2 separate regions of the Mus musculus genome follow, and region 1 is linked to region 2. Evidence: chromatin loops called from intact Hi-C (ENCODE). Cell type or tissue: heart. All regions are shown on one strand. Links, peaks and the distances in the headings refer to the core of each region. The heading gives the core; the rest is flanking DNA.

Region 1 (10,971 bases), core at 2,126-7,125, 120 kb after region 2:
GAATTGAATTGGTAGAGTGCTTGCTTAGCACAGCACACTGCATAAAGCAAGCACACACATGTAGCCTGTGATCCCAGCACTCTGAAGGTACAAGCAGAAGGACACATTCCACTACGTGACAAACCTCAGGCCAGCCTGAAATATCTCAGACCCTATCTCAAAAATCTAAGTGACTCAAAATAATCTTTAAAAAATGGGGGTGCGGGGGAGGAGGTCTGGAAGATGGCTCAGCAGGGAAGTGTGCGCCACTCTTGCAGAGGATCCCCAAAGCACCCACATGGCAGATCACAACCACCTGCACCTCAGTTCCAGGAGGGCCCAGCCCCCTCCCTCTACTGCACCTCTCTCTCCTTTCTCCCCCTCTCCCCTCCCCTTTTCTCTCTGTCTCTCTCTTTCTACCCCCACCCCTCAGAAAAAGGTTCTCACCAGGAACCCTCTCTGGCCCAGAACTCACTATGTAGATTAGGCTGGTCCCAGAGAGATCTTCTTGCTTCTGTCTTGTGCATGAGTGTACATGCATGTGTGTGTGTGTGCATGTACATGCGTGCGTGTGTGCGAGTGTATGTGCAGTGTCGAGTGTTGGACCTCCTGGAACTGGATTACAAGCAGCTGTAAGCCCACTCCTATATGGGTACTAGGAGCTGAACTTGGTTTCTTTGGAAGAGTAGCAAGTGCTGGGCCATTTCTCCACTCCCCTGTGATACCCTTTCTGGCCTCTAAGGGTACCATAGCACACATACAACATGTAAGCAAAACACTTACATACATAAAACAATGAGAAAACTTTACAAGGAAATAAGTAAGCCAAGTGTGGTGGCATGCCTTTAATCTGTTCCGACAATTGAGAGGAGGCAGTTAGGTAAATCTCTGAGTTCCTGGCCAGTTTGATGTACATATATGGGCAATGGTGACACATGCCTTTAATCCCAGCACTTGGGAGGCAGAAGCAGGCAGATCTCTGTAAATTTGAGGCCAAACTGGTCTACAGAGCAAGTTCCAGGACAGCCAAGGCCACACAGAGAAACCCTGTCTCAAAATGTGTGTGTGTGTGTGTGTGTGTGTGTGTGTGTGTGTGTGTACGAGCAAGCACAGTGGTTCTTGGGGCTGAGGGTAACTGCTCATGGTAGACCATGCTCTTTTCTTCCTTTTTAAGATTTACTTTACTGATTTTAATTATTTGTATTTTGTATAAGTGTGTGAGGGAAGTATATACAAGTACGTCCACAGGGGCCAGAGGATTGGCTCCCCTGTAGCTGGAATTAACAGGCAATTACAAGCTTTGGAACTTGAGTGCTGGCACCCAGCTCAGATCCTCCACTCTCTCTCCATACCCAAAAACCTATTCTTACTCAAAGCTCAGCGTTTGAGCACCAGCATTGTAGATATTGGGCTTTGCAGCACACCCAATAGCCTGGAGCACTCAGTGGAGGTGAAGGCAGGAAGAACAGAAGTTCAAGGACATTCTCCAGTATATAACAAAGTTCAAGACTTACGAGACTGTCTCACACCAGTAAGCAGTGGGCTGAGCTGTAACTAAATAATAGAGCACATTCTTATGAAGACCAAGACCCTGGGTTTAAAGGGGGAGGGGCACCTCATTTACAATTACGATGAACTTTTTTTTTTTTTTTTTGAGTCAGGGTCTAACTATATAGCATTGGATGACATGGAATTCACTAAGTAGCAGGCTGGTTTCTAACTCACAAGAGATATGTCTCCCTCTGCCTTCCCAGTGCTAGGATCGTAAATGTGCCACCACCTCCAACGGCGCAAATTTTTTTAAGTGGCTCTATTATCCCGCACAGGAAAATGTACCAACATCTAATCCTTCAGTCACTATTAGATCTCAAGGTTCCGGATCACTTTTCGTGGGCTCAGGGTACAAGTCCCACAAATCACCTATGAACACTGGGTATCCTGGAACACTCCAGGGGTAGATGTCAGAGCAAGACTACAAACCCCAGAAGGCACTGTGCATACACTCGACTCACCTGACCCAGAGGCACCGCGAGCGGTGCGGCATGCTCCATCTTGAGAACTACAAGTCCCAGAGGGCTCTACGTGTGACACAATCTCTCGACGCACGACACAACCTCTCGATTCCGGACGTGCCTGATGGTGGCTCTTCTCGTTACGCCCCAAGACCTAGCACTGCCTGTCGCCCAGCAACTAAGGCGGCAGGTCCGTGCTGTCTCGAACCACAGAAACCTAGGAGAACTACACGAAGCACCCTTATGCTAAAAAGCGCCCAGAACTATCCAGCCACGCCGGATCCCCTCCCCCACCGCGCCGACCTGTCCCGCCTTCTAACCTCTAACCTGATTCCTGTCTTCCGCGCCTGCGTAAAACGTCTCCAGTGCGCACGCCGGTAGGCCCGCCCCTCGCGCTGTACCACGCCCTCAAAGGCTCCGCCTCTGCTGCTTGAATCCCACCCCTCTATCTGCAGGACCCTGAGCCGTAATGATCCTGCAACAGCCCCTGGAGCGAGGTCCCCCAAGTCGGGACCCACGGGCCACCACTGGGGTAACTCGCGGCCTAAACGCCAGGTGTGTAATTGGTCCCTGAGTGGGCTGGACGAGCGGAGGGCAGGAGTTTTGGCTGGGGGATCCAGGGCTGGTCAGTAGGGGGATCCTGGAAAGTGGGGAGGCGATTCAGGAAACCGTGGTGCTTGAGCTTGTGTTGAAGCAGGGAAGCCAAGGTCAAGATTTCCAAGGTAACCTGTGTATAGCCTGGGAGAGGAAGGTGGCTTAGGCCACACAAGACAAGGCTGATTCTGGGAACCTGGTTTACCCTGTAGACTCAGGTGGACAGATCTTTGGGAAGGGGCAAAGAGAGTGGACTACACCTGGCGCTACTTCCCAGCTCCCTTCTCAGAGGAGCTGTGCCAGTGACCATGGAGAGCCCTGGAGAAGGAACTTCTAAGTGTAGGGGCGGATGGGGCTTCCAAGATTCACCTTTGGTCCTCATCAGTTTGCCTCCACTCTCAACATCCCTGCCTCTATTCTTCTCCAGTCTTTCCCCCAGGGAACCTTTGCACAAGCAGTTCCTGTCTGAGGAGAACATGGCCACCCATTTCTCCCGACTCAGCCTACATAATGACCACCCCTACTGCAGCCCCCCTGTGACTTTTCCCGAAGCCCTGCCACCACTCAGGTAGGCACCTCCCCTTGAGGGCCTTCTAGAGGATCACATTCGGTCCTCAGAGCCCCTCCTCACTCTCTGCCTCATCGTGCTATTTTTAGCTTCTAGCCAACTTGTGCTGTTTTCCATCTTTGGCTCCAGGCGACCTGGACCTGGTAGGAGGTGGCACTGCCAAGCCAGCCTTCTGCCCTGTTCTTTCAATCTTTTTTTCTTCTTTTAGGAGCCCTTGCCCAGAGCTGCTTCTCTGGCGCTATCCCGGGAGCCTGATTCCTGAAGCCCTCAGGCTGCTGAGGCTGGGGGATACCCCCAGTCCCTACTACCCTGCGTCCCCAGCTGGGGATATCGTGGAGCTCTGAGTATTGATGGCCTGTGTCCCTCCCTATCTTCTTTCTGACAACAAAGACCAGCAACTCCCAGAAAGGGATGAAGTCCTTCTGCAAACCTGGCCACCAGGACCTTCCCTCTGACAAGAGGACACTAGCTCGGTGGAACCCTCAGTGAAAGGCAGCCTGGGAAAGGGAAAATGTTACCCCATTAGTGAATAAAGACCTGTGAGCAGTTGAAGATTTCTCAGCAGCCTTTGGGGAGGGTGGGGTACTGGATGCTGGGGTTTCCTCCTCAAAATCTTCCCTGGAAAATCGGTGAGGGCAAGCCAGGTCCTGGCAGGCTGAGCTCCAGGCATTGAGAATGTGTGAGTCACAGCCTCACCCCCGCCCCCGCAGTGGCCGACTGGCTCCCTCCCTCCAGTTCTGGGGAGTCAAGTTAGGGATCAGGCCATATCTTAAAGTTAAAGATTCTTTTATTAATAAGTCTCCCTCCCCTCCAAACATTATCCCCACAATAAATATCACCCCCCTTGGGAGATGGTTGTTTCCGTGTGTACTGGGGCCAGCCCTCCCAGAGGGCCAGCCCCCTTAGTGTTAAGAACAGGTCTGTCAATCTGACCCACTCCTAGGGCTAAAACTCAGGGAGTGGCATTATAGCCCCTCCGAGTGGGTGGGACCCAGTGTTGTGTCTGCCCCTCAAGTCAGCCAGACTGCCAGGACTTGTGGGGAACAAGAGATTCCCTTGTGCAAATGCTGCAGTTCCTTAGTATGGGTCGCTTTGTGACCCAGATTGAGGCTCTCTGTCTGCCCCAGACCCAGAGATAGGGCAATTGGACACCTTGGAAGGCTCCCTGAACTCTAAGCCCAGTCCTTGGAGGTGAATCACCACCTCGCCCCACCCCCTTGTGGTTGAAAGAGTCTGGCTCGGCTTCTGTCTGGAAGGCCAGGCTGACTCCAGAATGAATGAATGGACGACGAGTGGGCCCCAGCGCGGGTGCTCCTCACTGGATCAGTGCCACACCTGGGCAGCCCTCTCCACCAGTCTCCTCTATGGGGGCTGGAAAATAAAAAGTGGGGTTGTTGTGGTTAGGGGACAATTAGGGAAGTGATGAGGGAGGTGGGAGGAGCGAGGGTGGAGAGCTCACTTACTAGTAAACTTTTCTCTCCGGCGGCATCTTCTCCAGACCAGGAAACTAGAAACCAGCGCCAAAACCAGGACCAGACTAAGAGCGCCCCCCAGAATGGGCCACAGTAGCCTGAAGTGGGCAGGAGGTGCTGCGGCGCCTAGTGATCAGGGTTCAAATCAGATCTTGCCCTTGGGACAGCAGTCTAGTCTGTCCTCAAGGAGGTCTCAAGCTTACCCCCCCACACACACACACACACAATACACACCCTGATAGAAGCCCCTTCCTCAGTCAGTCTTCCCTGATTTCCTATATCCTACGTCTACAACCCTCCTCTCTGCCCCAACAACCCACTACCCAGGTCTAGGATCCGCTTGCCACCAGCCCCACCCCGCCCCCACTCACATCCCAGGCAGAAGTCGCTGTGTGGTCGCGCTGGACAAGAAGCGCAGTCCATGCACTTGTCGAGGTCCGCGCTCCAGGAGCTGCCGCTAGAGCATGGGGAGGTGCCTGAGGAGGGGGCTGCAGGTCAGAAGCTTGCGGCTGGGTGCGGCTATTCTGGGGGCTGAGGTCAGGGTCAGTCGGCTCGAATAACGTGAGTCACTATCGCGTGTCCCCCCCGCCCCCCACTCATTCCTCGCAGGTGACCGCATCGCCTGACCCAAACGCGGCAGTGCGGGAGGGGGGTCGAGTGGCGCGGGACTTGGGGGGGGACAGTACCCCCCCGCGCGCCACAGTGTGACTCACTCCTGGGCACCGGGCCCGACCCCAGTCCCTCCCCCCGCATAACTGGGCATTGAAGTCACCGGATGGAAGGGGCACCCCCACATGGTATAGAGGGCAAAGTCCCCATTGCCCCTTCGCGATTCAAAGATACCAAGACTGGACAGATCTCATTACAGACCAGTTTGAGGACGTGCCCCCTTCCCAAAACAAACCTCCTGCCCTCAAATATACGTTCTCTCTCTACTCTGGCTCTCACTTTTGAGACAGAAGACCTCCCACACCTCAATTGGACAGGTAGCGAAACTGAAGCTCGGACTGCGGATAAAACTTGAGACCTTTCCCACTTGGAACTTGCTGCCTGAAGAGCACAAATCGCAAATCCTCGTGTCTTCCCGGTTCCCTGGTTTCACCGGGTTCTCCAGGCACTCAAATTCCGTTTCTGACCTCCCCAAAGTCCGAGGTTTACCGTCGTCTGAGCCGTGCATACCTGGTGCTTGCTCCCCGGCCGCGGCGCGCATCAACACCAAGCCGAATCCCAACACGAGGATCTGCGGCAGAGACCGCGGCCAAGCCGAAGCCATGATTGCCGGTCCCGAGGCAAGAACTGTCTGCTCCCACCACCCGCAAGCCAGACTCAGGGCTGCGGCTCCGCCCCCGCCCCCGCCTTCCGGGGCGGAGCGCTGGCCTCGGCCCGCCCCAACAGCCACTCTGCTTTGCGAGTAAGCAGTTAGTTAAACCCAGTCAGTTCAGTAAAACCATTCATTCAACACAGTCCCGCCAAGTGTCTACCCTACTCCGCCCTCTGCAAACTTGAGTACCCACGATGTGGAGCGAAGGAAATCAGTTATAAGACATAACTGCATAGTTGGGTTTTTCCTCTTTTTAAGCCCAAATAAATTAGATTTGTCTATTCTTTTGCAATTCTGGGGTGGAGACCAGAGGCTCAAACATACCAGGCGAGAACTGAGTTATATCCACACATCCTTTATGTTTGCTTGCTTTGTTTGGATTTGGGGGTGGGGGGGACCAACAAAATCTCATACTCTATCCCAGAGTAGCCTCGAATTTGAAACATTCTGTCTCATCTCAGCCTCTCAAGTGCTAGGATTGTAGGCAGGAACCACCACACCGATTTTCTTTGGTTTGGTTTAGTTTTTTAGCTGCATAGCTTAGGCTGATCTTGATGTTGGCATTCTCCGGTATCAGTAAACAGTACTGCAAGCATATATAGAAATGCTACTTTCTTTTTTGAAAGATACCTTTTATTTGTGTGTGTGTGACACATATGTTTGAGTGTCTCTGGAGTCCAGAGAAGGGCAACGGATCTCCTGGCAATCGAATTTCAAGTGGTTATAAGCTGGGAGCAAAAAAAAAAAAAAAAAAAAAAAGAGCACCTGGAAGAGCAGAAAGGCTAACCCATGAGCCATCTTTCCAGACCCACGTGCTGCTTTTTTTGGTTGGTTGGTTGGTTGGTTGGTTGGGTTTTTGTTTTGTTTTTTTGTCTTGGTGTTTTGTTTTGTTTGTTTGGTTTGGTTTTGGTTTTGGTTTTTCGAGACTGGGTTTCTCTGTATAGCCCTGACTGTCCTGAAACTCACTTTGTAGACCAGGCTGGCCTCGAACTCAGAAATCCACCTGCCTCTGCCTCCGAGTGCTGGGATTAAAGGCATTCGCCACCACGCCTGGCTCTGTGTTTTGTTTTGTGACAAGGTTTCACTGTGCCCTGACTGTCCTGGAACTCACGTTGTAGACCAGGCTGGCCTCAAACTCACAGAGATCCGCTTGCCTCTCCCTTCCCAGCCCTGGTATTAAAGGCATGTGTCACCACGCCTGGCCATATATGTTGCTTTCTGTTGCTTTCTTTCTTTTCTTTCTTTCTTTCTTTCTTTCTTTCTTTCTTTTTTTTTCTCCAAAACGAGTCTCTCTGTATAGCCCTGGCTGTCCTGGAACTCTCTCTGAAGACCAGGCTAGCCTCTAACTCAGAAATCCGCCTGCCTCTGCCTCCCAACTGCTGGGATTAAAGGCGTGAGCCACCATTGCCCGGCTATATATTGCTTTCTTAAGGGCCTCGGGAAGAGCACGAGATGATTCAGTGGGTAAGATTGCCTGCTGCCAAGCCTGGCAATCTGAGTTCGATCCCTGGGGCCCACAGAGTAGAAGAAGAGAACAAACTCTGATCATAGGTATGCAGTGTGACAGGGTGTCGTCGTCGTCGTCGTCGTCCCCCCGCCGTCCCTGCCCCCCAAAGAGTCACAAAAAAGAGTCACAAAAGTAATGTATCCTTAGGTAACATACAGACCTGTCTTCATTCGCAAAGCGAGAAACTGGGACTGGGGAAAGTTGAGTAAAGTCTCAAGTCATAGCCCAGGTTACTGAACTCAGCAGGTTCCGCCCTTGGAGTGGCCACCAACTAAGGGAACTTTGGGAAACGCACGCAGGTGGCTATCGCCGCAGGGGTCTCTGCTCCTCCCAAAGAGAGGTGGTCCAGTGACGTCATTGAGACTTTAAGACCCCTTGCCTCCGCCCTCATTCCTACTTTCGACCTGGAAATCTTAGCAGTCTCTTTTGCAGGTGAGCCTGGGGTATGTGTGTAAATTGCGGGTGTGAAAATACGCAGGCAGGGGATGTGGCAGAGTGCGTGCGGGCGTGAGTTAAATGCTGGAGCTTTGATCCTGGTGGCGGCCACCTGCGGTGGCCACCTAGGCAGGAGAGGGTTGCGTCGGGAGAAGCGCTCGGGTCCCCTCGGCCCCAGAAAAGTTAAACACCCCTCCCCCTCCCCTGGGACAAAGGCACCGAAACCTGTGACGCCCCTCCTCCACCTGCTTGGCCACTTTGGGGCGGGACTCCCTTCCCCCTCACCTGCAGGCGCGGACCCAGCTGCGGGCGCCGCCATTAAGCCCCTCCTGGTCTCGCACTCCTAGGCTCGGATATCAGGGGTGGCCGAACCGGACTGGACGTCCGCAGACAAAGCTGACCGAGCACTCGGTAAGTAGAGAGGGACAGAGATGAGAGGGAGAGAATGGTCCCCAGCGTGAGCCTGCAAGTGAGAGGAGTCGAAAGGGGCCTATGCCATTCTTAGGGGCAAGGTGGACTTGTAGAACCGAGGGTTATGAAGAGCCACAGCAGGGCGCCAAGCAGAACTGATTCCCTTCGTATCAACATCATGAAGAGCAAAATGAAGGACACAGGTGCCTGTCACAAAAGGCACTGGGATCTTGAATTTTAGCTCCTTAAAGCTGTGTGGAGAGGGGAAAGAAAGGTAGCACGGCCTTTGGTCTAAAACTCAAAAGGATGCTCCCAGCCTCGAGGCCCGCACCTTGACCCTTAGAGGTGGAGGTGGGTCAAGAAAGAGCTGGTAGCCTAGGAAAATCTGTTTTGTGGCAAAAGGGCTTGTTTTTCCTTATCTCTCTCACCCTATAGGGTGGGCTGGACCCGGACTGGCAGGGCTTCCAGCAACTTCCAGGGATTGGGAGGAGCAGACCTTGGAACATAGGGAGGGCGAGATTTCAAGGAATTATACCCACCTGAAACAGAGCTGGGGGTTTCCATTTGAACCTTGCTTGGGTGGCAGGAGGAAGCTTCAGGTCTCCTCTGAGTGCTCACGGGATAAGGGTGGGCCTGAAACTTGTATCGAGAGCCCGACCAATCCAAAATTATACTCCCGACATGTCATTGTCTTTGTTCTGATAAAATGTACCTAAGGATGTGACTCAGCTCCTAGACCGCTTGCCTGGCGTGCAAAAAGCCGAAGCCCTGCCTTACCCCTCTGGTGGTAAACCCTGCAGTCCCCGAATTCAGGGAGTGGACACAGAAGGTTCAGGAGTTCACAGCCAGCATCAGCTATGCAGGGAATTTATGGCCAGCCAGCCTGGGCTACATAAGACCCTTTCTCAGCTAAGATATAAAAAACAAAACTAAACTAAAATCTAGACACAACTGTCGCTATGGGCTGTCCTGTGCTTCAGGTATGTCTTATTTCCTGTCCCTTGCATGAAAATCAACAGGATTTCATTCTCCACCTGTCACAGTCTAGGAAAGAAGTAAATGCTTATTTTGCTCTTGACTGACCCAGGAAGTGTATCTAATCCACACTACAGGACATAGCAGCCAACTGTCAAGGTGCTTGGTGCTGGTATCAGCTGTCGAGGTGGGATGTCCAGACATGCTGCTCTTTAACATGACTCTCCTTTTATCTCCTCCACACTACACAGCCCCCTCAACCTCATCATGGCCTCTACTGGTCTGCAAATCTTGGGGATCGTCCTGACCCTGCTTGGCTGGGTCAACGCCCTGGTGTCCTGTGCCCTGCCCATGTGGAAGGTGACCGCCTTCATCGGCAACAGCATCGTCGTGGCCCAGATGGTGTGGGAGGGGCTGTGGATGTCCTGTGTGGTTCAGAGCACTGGCCAGATGCAGTGCAAGGTGTATGACTCACTGTTGGCGCTGCCCCAGGACCTGCAGGCTGCCAGAGCCCTCTGTGTTGTCACCCTCCTCATTGTCCTGCTTGGCCTGCTCGTGTACCTGGCTGGAGCCAAGTGCACTACCTGTGTGGAAGATAGGAACTCCAAGTCTCGTCTGGTGCTCATCTCTGGCATCATCTTTGTCATTTCTGGGGTCCTGACGCTCATTCCTGTCTGCTGGACTGCCCACTCTATCATCCAGGACTTCTACAACCCCTTGGTGGCTGATGCTCAAAAGCGGGAGCTGGGGGCCTCCCTCTACCTGGGCTGGGCAGCCTCAGGCCTTTTGCTGCTGGGTGGAGGGCTACTATGCTGCGCCTGCTCTTCTGGAGGGACCCAGGGACCCAGACATTACATGGCCTGCTATTCTACATCTGTCCCACATTCTCGGGGACCCTCCGAATATCCCACCAAGAATTATGTGTGATGCTCACTGGGGAGTGAGGCTCTGCTAGCCAGGGAACCTGAGCTGAGCCATCAAGAAAGGTTACGGAGTAGTTTGGGGGTTGTCTTATTTCTTGTTTTTCTTTTGTACTACTGGGTATTGAACCTGGGGCCCCACGCATTTGGTAGGCAAGCACTCACCAGTGAGTCATGTGGTGCCCTGTCTGTCCCTAGGGTTTGTTCCACCTGTTTTTGAGACAAGCTCTTCTCATGGAGCTCTGATCGACCTCCAGCTCCAGTTTTCCTGCCTCAACCTGAGTCCAAGCTCCACCTCTCTCTCTGCTGCTGGCATTTCTCACTTTTAGCTACTGAGGCTGGGAGGATGGGACACTTGAGTTTCTGCGTCATTATTCATTCTGGGGATCTTCTGTGCAGTGTTCTAAGGCTGCCTGGCCTTTGTTTTTCTCAAAATATCCTGTCCCAGTCCCAAGAGTTCCTGCTGTGGCCGGAGGTAACTCACAGGACAGACGCACCCCTTCCTGGTCAGACTTCTCTCCAGCCCTGGAAGGGCAGGTGATAAGTTACCAAGGAATTTTCTACCCTGAGACTTCCAACCTTTGGCCCCTGAATCCCATCGCCAAGGTTACTGTGTACTCTCCCTACAAAAGGTCCCAGCTGTGCTGTAGACCCTCCTCCCCCACACCTTGCACACTTCCCTGCTCACACAATGCTTTACTAAATAAAACATGATTTTTTTTTCTTACAATGTGTCTGATGTCTCTTGGTGTTCAGTACAAGCCTCGCTAGAGTTAG
Region 2 (10,971 bases), core at 2,880-7,879:
CTAGGAGGGCAGGGCCCAAGGACACCTCAGAGAACTGCCCTGATGGGGGCCTGTGGGAGAATTACAACCCAAGCAGAGGGGTCAGGATGAGACCAGGGGAGACTTTGGAGGTCACATTTCAGAGAGAAAGGTCAGGGTGGACTAGGCTCTGACTCATCTTCAAGTTCATTACCTCACTCTAGGGATTACTACACATAGAGGCAGAACCATCCCTGGAGAGGGATAGGTCTGTAGGGGAGGGCTCCCAAGGTGCCATTACCTGGGGAGGTACTAGGCTGAGAGAGCCATGGAGAACTGGGGCCCATAGCCCCCACTTCTAGGTCACTCAGTCACTACCCAGCAAGATGTTCATTCAGACCTCAGGACCAAATCTGAGCCTATCTCAGCCACCAGGGCCTTTCAATAGAAGAGGGCAGAGAGTTGAAGGTTGAGGCTGGATGTTTCAGTGTAGATACTAGGAGCCAAGCCAGCAGGGAGAGCATGTGTTACTGAGGGAATCCTCTGTACAAAGTCATGGAGTGGGAAGGATGTTTGGAGTCTGGGGGAGGCCCATGTGGTTACAAAGGCATGTCCTGCAGCCTGTGTATGTGTGTTTGCAAACAGATGCAACTGCATCTGATAATTTAATTGTAACTGGCTCTAGGGAGCCAGGGAGACATAGGCCCAGCCTTCTCTTCTTCTGGCTTCCCCCACCTCTGTCAGTAGCTGCAGCAGTGACCAGCGAGGATGCTGACTGCAGATTTCCCCCAGATGCAGAAGGAAAGCTTCAGGCTCCCAGACAGCTGGAGGAGAAGGACCCCACGGCAGCGTAGGTACAACAGAAACTCCAAGCTTTCCTGCTCACCCCCCACCCCCACCCCCAATGGGTCACTGCCCATCCACTCACCCTTGAGACCACTAGAGAGTAACAGGAAGATTTGGGGGCAACCCTGAAGGGCCCCACAGTGACTCAGCTCCTTGACCAGCAGCTGTGGCTGCCTTAGCTGCCCACTGGGGACCATTAGGACCACAAGGGCACACCCCACAGCACCCCTCTGGACATCCAGCTGCTCCCGGGACAAATGCAGCTCCTTAAGGAGGCTCTAGGAGAAAAAGGCAAAGTCTGGTGAGGCCCCAGCTAAATGTGAGTGTTTGGCTGAGGGCTGAAGGTTACAGGGTGAAAGCTCACCTGGACTGGGGCCTCTCTCTTCTCACAGTTTTCAAAGCCCAGAGCCTGGAACACACCAGCAACTGCTGTGGCAGACACACCAGGGCTGCAGAGTACCAAGGCTGTCCTTGAACCCTGAACACTGTATTTTCCCTGGGGAAGGAAAACCAGAGCTGGGCTGGGCTGGGCTGGGGCCTAGCTGGGTGCTGAGAACAGACTGGGCCAGCAAGAGCATCTCACTACCTTTCTCCCCAAGCATCCGCCAGCTGTGCAGCTGCCCTTAGGGGCCCACACACCAGGAAGGCTCTGAGAACCAGGTGGGGCTTCCTCCAGGACCCGGGCTTACTTCCTGGCTCTGTTTCCTGGTACCTTGGGGCCTGATCCTTGCCCTCTTCTACATTCGCTGCCGCCTATCAACTGCTTATGATCCCAAATGGGCGTTGCCCTTCCTTAGAACCCTGGCCTCAACTCCCCCAGCCCAGCTCCCTTCTCTGGCTCTGGCTGACAACTTCACGGCTAGCATTCATATGTCCCCACCTGAGCCATGGGCCTGAGCCCAAATTCTATTCTTAGCCCTTGGCCCATGCTCCTATCTGATCTTGTTACACCTGAGTGTCTCCCTCAGAAAGGAGCTGCTAGCACCAAAAAGGGCCTCACGCTGTCCCCAACATCTCTGCACTCTCTCCTTCTTCCTGCAGCTGTGCACAAGTCCATGCATACAATAGTTCCTTCCCGTGGAAAACCACGGGATAGTTGAGACCACAAGATAATGTTCTAAACTGGGAGCTAGCCAAGAAAGAAACCTGGGGGGCAAAAGCTGGCACAAATGAATCAGCTCATAAGGGACGGGAACATCTTGTCACTATCAATCCCCAGGTGAGGCCCCTGCAGGCTGTCCAAAAGAAACAAAAGGATCAGCAAGAGTCAAAGGAGTGACTGGTCCTGACCAGGTACTACCAGCTCAGTGTAGGCCCAGCTTGTACTAAGACAGGGGAGGAGACATATGGAGGGCTGGCTGTGAATAGCAGATAACCTGACAGCTTCAAGCACACATTGGGCAGCTGAGTTCTGCATCCTAGGAGCAGCAGCGTGCCCCTCTGCCAGCCAGTCAGTCCTCCTTTTGCCTCTTGCTCATTTCACCACTGAGAATGGAGGCCCTGACAAAGACTCCAAGTCATGTTTGGCTCCCCCCACTTCCAGATCATGACTACATGGATTGACACTGGGAGAGGGAGTCACAGGATTACAGGTCCAGGATGTGGCTTTCCATGGTGACTCCATACACTACGAACCATCAGCTGACCAAACCAAAAGGCCAAGAGATAGCTTCCACGTCCCTAACACAGAAAAGCCAGCTAAAGAGTCACAGCTTAGAGGAAATTTTCCATGTTTATTCAAACTCTTCCGAAACCCATTGGGCTGAGCCCTTTCGGAAGGTCCATGGTCTGTCCATGTTAATGTGAATCTGCACACAATGCAGATTAAAAACATGGAAATACAGTGCTTGAGGAGTCAGCTTCAAAGTGCTGATGGAGTGGTAGTGTTAAGTACAACAAAAACCACACATCTGGAGGACTGCATGTTCTCTGGTCAGCCTGCTGCTACAGCCACCACCTCCACTAACCTCCAGACCTGCAGTGTATCTCGGGGGCTCAGAGCAGGACAAGTAGGTAGCTTCCCAGGGTCAGGGCATGACAGAGTGGTCACAGGTTGGAAGTATGAAGGGTACTGGATAACACTGACGGCCAAGAAGCCACTGTGCTGGAACCCAGGACCTAAATCCCCATTAGTGTGAGCCTAGTCCTTCCCAAGGCCAAACCACAGCAGGCCCTGAGGATGGAGGCCAGTCCCCACTGGAAGGCACAAGTAGGCTGAGCAGAGGCTTAGCCAGGCTGATGGGTCCACATAAGAAAGTAGAAAACAAAGAGCCTCTGCCCAAGCAAGGCTGGAGGGTTCTGGAAAACCCTAGGTCCTGCCTGAGCCCAAATATCACGTGATCCTCAAAGGGCAACTGCAGCTCCAGGAACCAAGTAAAAGAAATCCAGAGCAGGAAAGGGAGAGACGTGTGGCAGGATCCTGGGAGCAGGCAGGCCAGGTCAAAGTAAAGGGGGCCTTGTGTCCCTTTGACAGGCTGGCAGTGGTCACAGGTGAGCGATGAATCCCCAGGGGGAAGGAAAAGATTCTGTGAGAGTCACAGGAAGTGTCCCCCTGGAGGGCCGGGGTACGGGCAGGTGGGGGGTGCTGCTCAGGTCCCACCATCGGCTCACCCCACAGGTTGGGCCATCTTTGAGTGTAAGCTCTGGTGCGCAATGAGGTGTGCACGCTGCTTGAAACTCTTGTCACACTCCCCACAGCCGAATGGCCGCTCACCCGTGTGCACACGCCTGTGGTCTAGCAGGTAGGAGCGCAGTGCGAAGCTCTTGCCACACTCGCTGCAGCTGAAGGGCTTCTCGCCCGTGTGGATGCGCTGGTGGTCAGCCAGGTAGGCGCTCCGGCTAAAGCTCTTGCCACATTCGGAACAGGAGAAGGGCTTCTCGCCCGTGTGCACGCCCTGGTGGCGCACTAGGTCAGAAGAGCTGCGGAAGCTCTTGTCGCATTCAGGGCACTTGTGTGGCTTCTCCCCGGTGTGTGTGCGCTGGTGCCTGGCGAGGTCTGAACCCCAGCGGAAGCGCTTCCCGCACTGCGCGCAGCTGTGGGGCTTCTCCGCCAATAAGTTCTGAAACTGGCGCCTGTGAGTGGGCGGCCGCCCCCGACGCGCTCCCACCAGCGGGTCCAGGGCTGTCCTCATTGGGTTCTCGCTCTCCCAGACCTCGGTCTCAGCCTCCTCGGGATTCCAGGACATAGGCACTTCAGTCTGTCCCAACAATGCTGTCGCTGCCTCCTCTGCAGGGGGCTTTTGGCTTTTGGGTCTCAAACCTGCAAGAAGGGGTGAAGCCTCTGTTTAGTCCTCCTTGATTCTGGTTCGGGAAGAGATCTGAAGAAATGTGACGTAGGGACATCTCCCTGGCTTTGAGGTTCAGGCTGCTGTGGCTCACAAAAAGTCTAGGTCTTCACATTTACAAAATTATTGGATGATAGGCAAGCAAGATGGCCTCAGTGGGTAAAGTCACTTGCCAACAAGCCTAATGACCAAGCCTGAGCCCACCCCCAACCTCCATGGTAGAACCAAGCCTAGAAAACCATCCTTTCGACCTCCACACATGTCCTTCTCTGCATTGTACACAAAGGAAAATATTAAAATGCAATTTTATTTCAAAAGTGCTCTTAATGGGAAGATGATGGAAGGCAGCAAACGAGCAGTTTTGAGGGAGCCTCGAGGTCACCAGGGGTCACCAGTGAGCTGATCCTCCTGCAGAGGTATGTGCAGGAGGATCAGCTCACTGCCTGTTCTCAGACCCTCTCTCTGCCTGTTCTCTCCCTGTGGCCAGTACCCACTCTCCACAGTTAAAGCCAACAGCACGCTCCCAGTCCACTAAGCACAGCTGGCTTGACTCTGTACACAGAAGGCATCAGACTGTGTAGCTACTGTAGTCCCCTCGCAGACGACTCACAGCAGCCTTGAGCGGGGAGGAACCCCAAAGCACTCAGACTGCTGCCAGTTAAGTAAGATGAGACCAGGGGATACTGGGAAAGGGCCTGACTTGGTGAGGCTTCACATAGTGGGGTACAACAAGGGCTCTTGTTTTTTAGCATTTCTGTGGCTGACATGATCCATCGATCTCACTGAATGCCAGAGTTTATCTGGGGGCAAATATGCCAGCCTGAGATTTGACTGAGAAAATGCCCGTGCAAGCCCTCAGCACGGAGCTGGCCCAGAGCTGGCACATGGAGGGCATGGACCAACTGGTCACACAACTGAGACAGAAACTTCAACATCACAACATCACAGGAGGGCTGAGGAGACTTGGGAAGGGCTAGCTTTAGAACCTGACCAGGGAAGCAAAGCCAGATTGCAGCTGAGCGAGGGGCCCGATGGACCTGCTTACCAAGGGCAGCATCCCTCGAGTTCTTTCTCTTGATGTTCCAGAAGAGGTTCCTCTGAGCAGGGTCCAGGGAGCTCCATTCTTCTCGGGAACAATAGAAAGGGATGTCTCCCAATGACCCAGATTTTTGGAATGGGGAGATACGACCCAGCTCGGGTCTCCCAGGCAGCTGTGTGGGAGTGAGGACAGGAGGGGTCAAATTATACAGTCAACAGCACCAAGCCCTCTGGGAGAATAAAGGACTGTTAACTCACATCAACTGCAGAGTCAAAGCAGCCATCCAACACCTCTCCTGTCTGTCGCTCTTTAAGAACAGGGAGCTGGGCTGAAGGAAAAGAACAGAGCTTCATACAGGCTAAAGTCAAGGGCTGAGACGGATGGCTTCATCTACACTTGCAGGTGCACACACACCCCCACACCCACACCCCCCACCCACTCCCACCCACACCCACCCCCACTCCCCCCACCCCACCCCCACCCCGGTCAGATGCAGTCGCGCGGGTACTTGTGTGACTGAGCTTCTGCTGCCTGTCACTCTGGGGCAATTCTAGAGGAGGAATAGCGCCCCTGTGTGGCCACACTGCTGACTGAAGAGTCACACTCACCATGGCTGCGCTGCCCTTGGAGTGCAGGGAGTTGCTTCTGGACCCCTGTCTTCTGGGGAGACCCTGTGGCTTGGAGTCCCTGGACTGCTGCCTTCGGCTCCGCCTCTGAGAGCTCATCCTGCGCAGAAACCATAACGCGCCCATTAGCAGAGACCAGCCTGGAGGTCAGGGATGACACAACTTAATCCTGGGAAGGAGTTCTGGGACACAGCCCTTAGGAGCCTAAGGGTTGGGGAGGGGTAGGGACCAAATGGAAGCCCAGAAAGTCCAGAAAAGAATGAGATACCAGGCAGTGTTTTGTACCCAAGGACACTTCATGATCAAGAGACGAGAACCAGGGCTAGAGAGATGGCTTAGCCGTTAAGAGCACTGACCTCTGCTCTTCCAGAGGTCCTGAGTTCAATCACCAGCAACCACATGGTGGCTCACAACCATCTGTAATGGGATCTGATGCCCTCTTGTGGTGTGTCTGAAGACAGCTACAGTGTATTCATCATATAATAAATAAATACATACATACATAAAATCTTTAAAAAATAAAAAAAAAGAAAAGAAACAAGAACCAGTCACTAAAAGGCCAGAATTATAGCTCCTTAGCAAGGGAGAAATGGAGCAGGGGTGGTCCTCCTGCCATGGGAGAATCCCACAGCCTAGCTGCACTGGTACACCATCTGCATATCTGCCAGTGTCTGGAACACAAGACAGCAGGCTACCCTTAGACAGTTCTGTTTCCTTATACCCCTCTGGAGCTCTGATGTGTAATACTGTATCCCTATAGATTAACCACAGTAGTTGTGTAGAGCTAAAACCTTTCTGGACTCACTTGGGAGGCAGAGGCAGATGGATCTCTGTGAGTCAGCCTGGTTTACGGAGCAAGCTCCAGGACAGCCAGGGGCTACACAGAGAAAACCTGTCTCAAAACCAACAAACATACAACGACAGCAAAAGCCACATTTCTGGACCATAACGACTTTAAATCCAATAAAGTCATGAGAAGCATGGCTTTACCTGACTCTTTACTGAAGACTACATTGGGAATTTTGTTTGTGCTTCTCTAGACTTGGTGGCTTTCCCCTGCCCTCTGGGCCCTGTGGAGACTCATCTCCATGAAGATGGTCTCTATTCTTCAGGCTCCAAACGTGGAAGGGCTCCCTCCCTCACCTGTGGCCAGGCTTTCAACGACTGATTCTGTATGTCTTCCACCAAAGCGACAGCTTCCTCACCGCTCCCAAGGTGCTGTCTCTGAAGCTGGGCTTGGATCTCCCCTGGTAGCACAGCCAGGAACTGCTCCAGCACCAGCAATTCCAGGATCTGCTCCTTGCTGTGCAGCTCAGGCCGCAGCCAGCGGCAACAGAGCTCCCACAGCTGGCTGAAGGCTTCGTGTGGTCCACCCGCATCCCTGAAGCAGAACTGTCGGAACCGCTGGCGGCAGGCTTCGGAATCCCGGCTGTCCACCGGCTGGACAGGCTCCTGTTCCCAGGAGCAGTCTTCCACCTTCACAATCATGAGTCCTTCCTCCTCCCCGGGAGCAGGGTCTTGGAGCTCCTGGAGGGATGCCATGCCCCTGGCCTAAGGCTCAGGGCTGGTCAGCCTTAGCTTGAGGCTCCAGAGCTGAGCCTTTCAGTGTCCTAGAGGGATTCTCTGTGACGAGTGGGTTGGCATCAGGACACACTTGCCTATGGAAATAGTAAAAGAACAGTATTTGAAGGAGATCGGAATACACCAATCTGCAGGAAAGTTGGGGGACTCTGGCACCCACTCTGTGCCTCTGAAGCCTCTTTATGCTTTACTGCAACTGTGTGCTCTTTGTAACTGTGTATTGGTAATACCGACCCACAATCCTTCATCACCACATCTGACATCCCAAATCTGGGCTTTTCATGGCCCATTTGACAGCAAAACCTAATGTCCCTCATTTGGAAGCAGTACTCCATCTGTTAATATGAGCTTGTTTTTACCTTCATGTATAGTAACTTTCCATGCAAAAATAAGCATGTCTGTGCAGTCTGTAAAGATTCCTTGAGCTAGCTGCATGTGTAGCTCAGTTGTTAGACTGCTTGCCTAGCTTAAATGATCCCCACCACTACCTGGAACTGGGTGAGATGGTACATATTTGTAATCCCAGCACTCAGATGTTCAAAGAAGGATTAGAAATTCAGGGTCATCTTCAGCTACATGGAAAGTCTGAAGCTAGCGGGCTGCAGAGATAGCTCAGAGGTTAAGAGCACTTACTGCTCTTACAGAGGAACCAAGTTTGGTTTGCAGCACCCACATGGCGGTTCACAACTATCTGTAACTCTAGTTCCAGGGGGCCAAGCCCCCTCTTCTGACTTCCTCAGGCAAAAGTTCTACAGATAGTACACTACACCTATGCAGGTAAAATACTTGGGGGCTGGCGAGACAGCTCAGTGAGTAAGCACACTGACTGCTCTTCCGGAGGTTCTGAGTTCAAATCCCAGCAACCACATGGTGTCTCACAACCACCCATAATGAGATCTGACACCTTTTTCTGGTACATCTGAAGACAGCTACAGTGTACTTATGTACAATAATAAATAAATCTTTGGGCCTGAGCAAGCAGGGTTGACCCAAACAAGCAGAGGTCTTAAAATTTCAATTCCTAACAACCACATGAAGGCTCACAACCATCTGTACAGCTACAGTGTACTCACATACATGAAATAAATAAATAAATAAATAAATAATTTTAAAAAAACACTCACACACATAGAATAAAATAACTCTACAGAAACCACTTTAAATCACTGAGCTGTTCTAGTTTTGTTTTTCAAGACAAGGTTTCTCTGTGTAGCAAGGAACTCACTTGTAGACCAGGCTGGCCCCAAACTCAGAAATGCTCTTGCCTCTGCCTCCCAACTGCTGGGGGGGCCCATGCCACCACTTGAGCTATTTTTAAGTATGTTTTTAAGTAGACATACTTCAGTTGTAAAATTTCACTGGGCACAGCAGCGCATGCATAGTGGTACATGTCTAATCCAAGAACTGTAGGGACCAAGGCAGGAGTGGCCAGAGTTAGAATCAGTCTGAGCTATAGAGTAACAATGTCTTTTAAAAATTATAATTATCGTGTTTAATTATAAATGTAGTCTTAAGTCCCTCTACTGATGGGCCATACTGTTATTTTTCTCAAATTTGAAAACTCACAAATTTATGGGGCTGGATAGATGGCTCAGTGGTTAAGAGTATGTCTTTGTCTTGTCAAGGCCCCAGACTCAATTTCCAGCATCCACATAGAGGCTCACAACCATCTGTAATTCCAGTTCTGAGGTATCTGACAGCCTCTGTTGGCCCTTCTTGAACACTACATACATGTGGTACACTTACATACATGAAAGCCAACACTTAAGACATATAAAAATCTTTGTTTTTTGTTTTTTTTTTAATAAAAAGCTTACAAATTCCAGAAACACCTTACTCCAATTAAGGGGCAGATGGGTAGGAGGCCTCATGAACACCATTTATTCACAACTATATATGAATGTATGGCAAGTATTTGTATTTTATGTTGTTATTACTTCACATACTCTCATACGTGTGACTTGAATTTTTCTCTTTTATTTCAACAGTCTAATTAGCATGAACATCATAAATTAAAGAACGGGAGGGAAGTGTTAATATAACAATGTTTCTTTTTGATTCACTGACAATCTGATATATGACGGTGACATATTTTTTTACTGAAAATAGTTATCTCCAGAATCTACAAGCACGGGATGTGTGTTTTACATAAATGAGATCTTATGAGCAAACCATTTTTCACCTAGCAACGTTTCTTCGAAAGTGAACCTATACGCTTCCGTGGCACGGGGTACTTCAGTTTCTCAACCAACCCAAGTGATGCATACGGGCGGTTTCCATTTCTTCTCCACTACCACAAGCACTTCGTTTACGCTTCTCTTCTCGAGCCTTCTGCCTTATCCTCCAGTGACCGAGGAGGTGTCCTCAGGGAGGGCCCGGACTCACCAGGGTCGCTCGGCAGGACGTGGGAAATGGGGACGGTCCCCAGCAGCCTGGTGAGGGTGGCCGGGCTCCGCGTGGCAGACCCGGAGAACCCGGAGGCGCCGGCAGCCCGCGCTGCTCCCAGGAACTTGTCCTCTCCCGCAGGCGCCTCGAGCGCCGAATCCGCAGGATCCGGTCTGCGCAACGCGCCGGTCCCGCCCCCAGGACACACCGCCCAGAGCCGCGCGGGAGCTCGGCGCTTCCCCAGCAGCGCCCGGGGCAGGAAGCTCGCGCGGGGGGCGCTGGGAAACCAGCTGGCGCATGCGCGGGGATAAGCATTTGGCGCTTGTACTATCCAGAATGTCGGAGATGGGCAGCCAATGAACAGGGAGGATTCTCACGACTAAGCCGATCTGACACCCTGGAGCTAGAGATTTGGAAGAAGTCTCATTTTCGCTTTCTGGGTCGCACTATACCTAAGTCGGATGCTTGGGAGGTCTCGGGGCTTCCTGGAAAGTGCAGTCTAATTCGAGCGGAGCCTCCATCATGGTCAGTACCTCCTGCCCTCCTATCAGCAGCTACATCTGTACTGAGCTGAGGAACAGGAGTCCTGATGCCTAGGGACACTGAACAGGAGGCCCACCTCTGCCCGGGCATGTGTTAAGCATTACTGTAGTTTGTTAAAGTCACTATTGGTGTTAATGGTAAATTACCTTTATATTGTAAACATACTTTCCTATAAAATAGACAAAACCAGAACGGGGCAATTTGACTCTGTGTGGCAACTGTCGGACTCTCCCTTGTTTCCCTTGCTGCCTTGAGCAAAAGAACTGTTAGTCAAACAGCCAGCCGGACTGACCTCATGCCAGCACCAGCTATCTGAAACACTCAATGGACACCTTTCGAGAACTACACATTGATCAAAGCTGATTGTCCCTGCAGCTTCAGGCAGGGCTGTTTTGAGACAGGCTTCAGTTCTTGCTGCCACAAGCCTCTGGATTCTAGATACCCTGAAACCATGTCCACGTAGACTACAGAGGGTACATTTCCTTCTGTAATTGATTGCTAAAAGGCAAGGTTGTAGTTGTCTAAACCCTGCTTCGCAGGATGCCTCCTGAATGCACATCAGGCTGCGAGATTCTTGTACTGTACTGTCTTTCCTGATGTTGCTGTATCAGACCAGGTGATACAGTGGAGTAGTGAAGGCTGTATTTCACGTCATGCACCCCAGATCTACTTATCTCTCTGGCCTCATATCCTTCCTTGCCTTTGCAAC

The links. Hi-C counts contacts between places; a loop is a spot of excess contacts. Peaks named below come from ENCODE experiments on the same cell type or tissue, not always from the same donor. Only the 100,000 strongest peaks of a DNase experiment are listed, where the experiment ranks them.
Region 1: it touches region 2 in a loop (2.4-fold over the local background); 3 of 42 quality-filtered maps call a loop at or near these places.

Annotation. Positions count from the first base shown.
Region 1 is chr17:23,671,523-23,682,493 of GRCm38, forward strand. It overlaps Thoc6 (THO complex 6), which reads right to left and starts at 2,355. Exons shown (of 13, transcript NM_001008425.2): 1 at 1,992-2,355. The coding sequence starts at 2,030. Hcfc1r1 (host cell factor C1 regulator 1 (XPO1-dependent)) reads left to right here and starts at 2,086. Exons shown (of 3, transcript NM_181821.2): 1 at 2,086-2,546; 2 at 3,013-3,153; 3 at 3,362-4,002. The coding sequence starts at 2,461. The coding sequence ends at 3,497. Tnfrsf12a (tumor necrosis factor receptor superfamily, member 12a) reads right to left here and starts at 5,927. Exons shown (of 4, transcript NM_013749.2): 1 at 5,805-5,927; 2 at 4,997-5,101; 3 at 4,617-4,751; 4 at 3,923-4,524. The coding sequence starts at 5,898. The coding sequence ends at 4,469. It overlaps Cldn6 (claudin 6), which reads left to right and starts at 7,843. Exons shown (of 3, transcript NM_018777.4): 1 at 7,843-7,885; 2 at 8,236-8,299; 3 at 9,526-10,924. The coding sequence starts at 9,542. The coding sequence ends at 10,201. In heart, for the core only: CTCF peaks have their summits at 2,576 and 4,379 (motif pointing left); DNase peaks (open chromatin) are centred at 2,369, 3,249, 5,339, 5,979 and 3 weaker places; H3K4me3 peaks cover 4,140 bases; H3K27ac peaks cover 3,919 bases; H3K27me3 peaks cover 176 bases.
Region 2 is chr17:23,554,250-23,565,220 of GRCm38, forward strand. It overlaps Zfp213 (zinc finger protein 213), which reads right to left and starts at 9,977. Exons shown (of 6, transcript NM_001033496.3): 1 at 9,720-9,977; 2 at 6,897-7,411; 3 at 5,736-5,853; 4 at 5,385-5,455; 5 at 5,134-5,299; 6 at 2,518-4,063. The coding sequence starts at 7,295. The coding sequence ends at 3,411. It overlaps 6330415G19Rik (RIKEN cDNA 6330415G19 gene), which reads left to right. Exons shown (of 2, transcript NR_126484.1): 2 at 9,521-10,971. It also overlaps the pseudogene Casp16. In heart, for the core only: a CTCF peak has its summit at 5,718; a DNase peak (open chromatin) is centred at 5,722.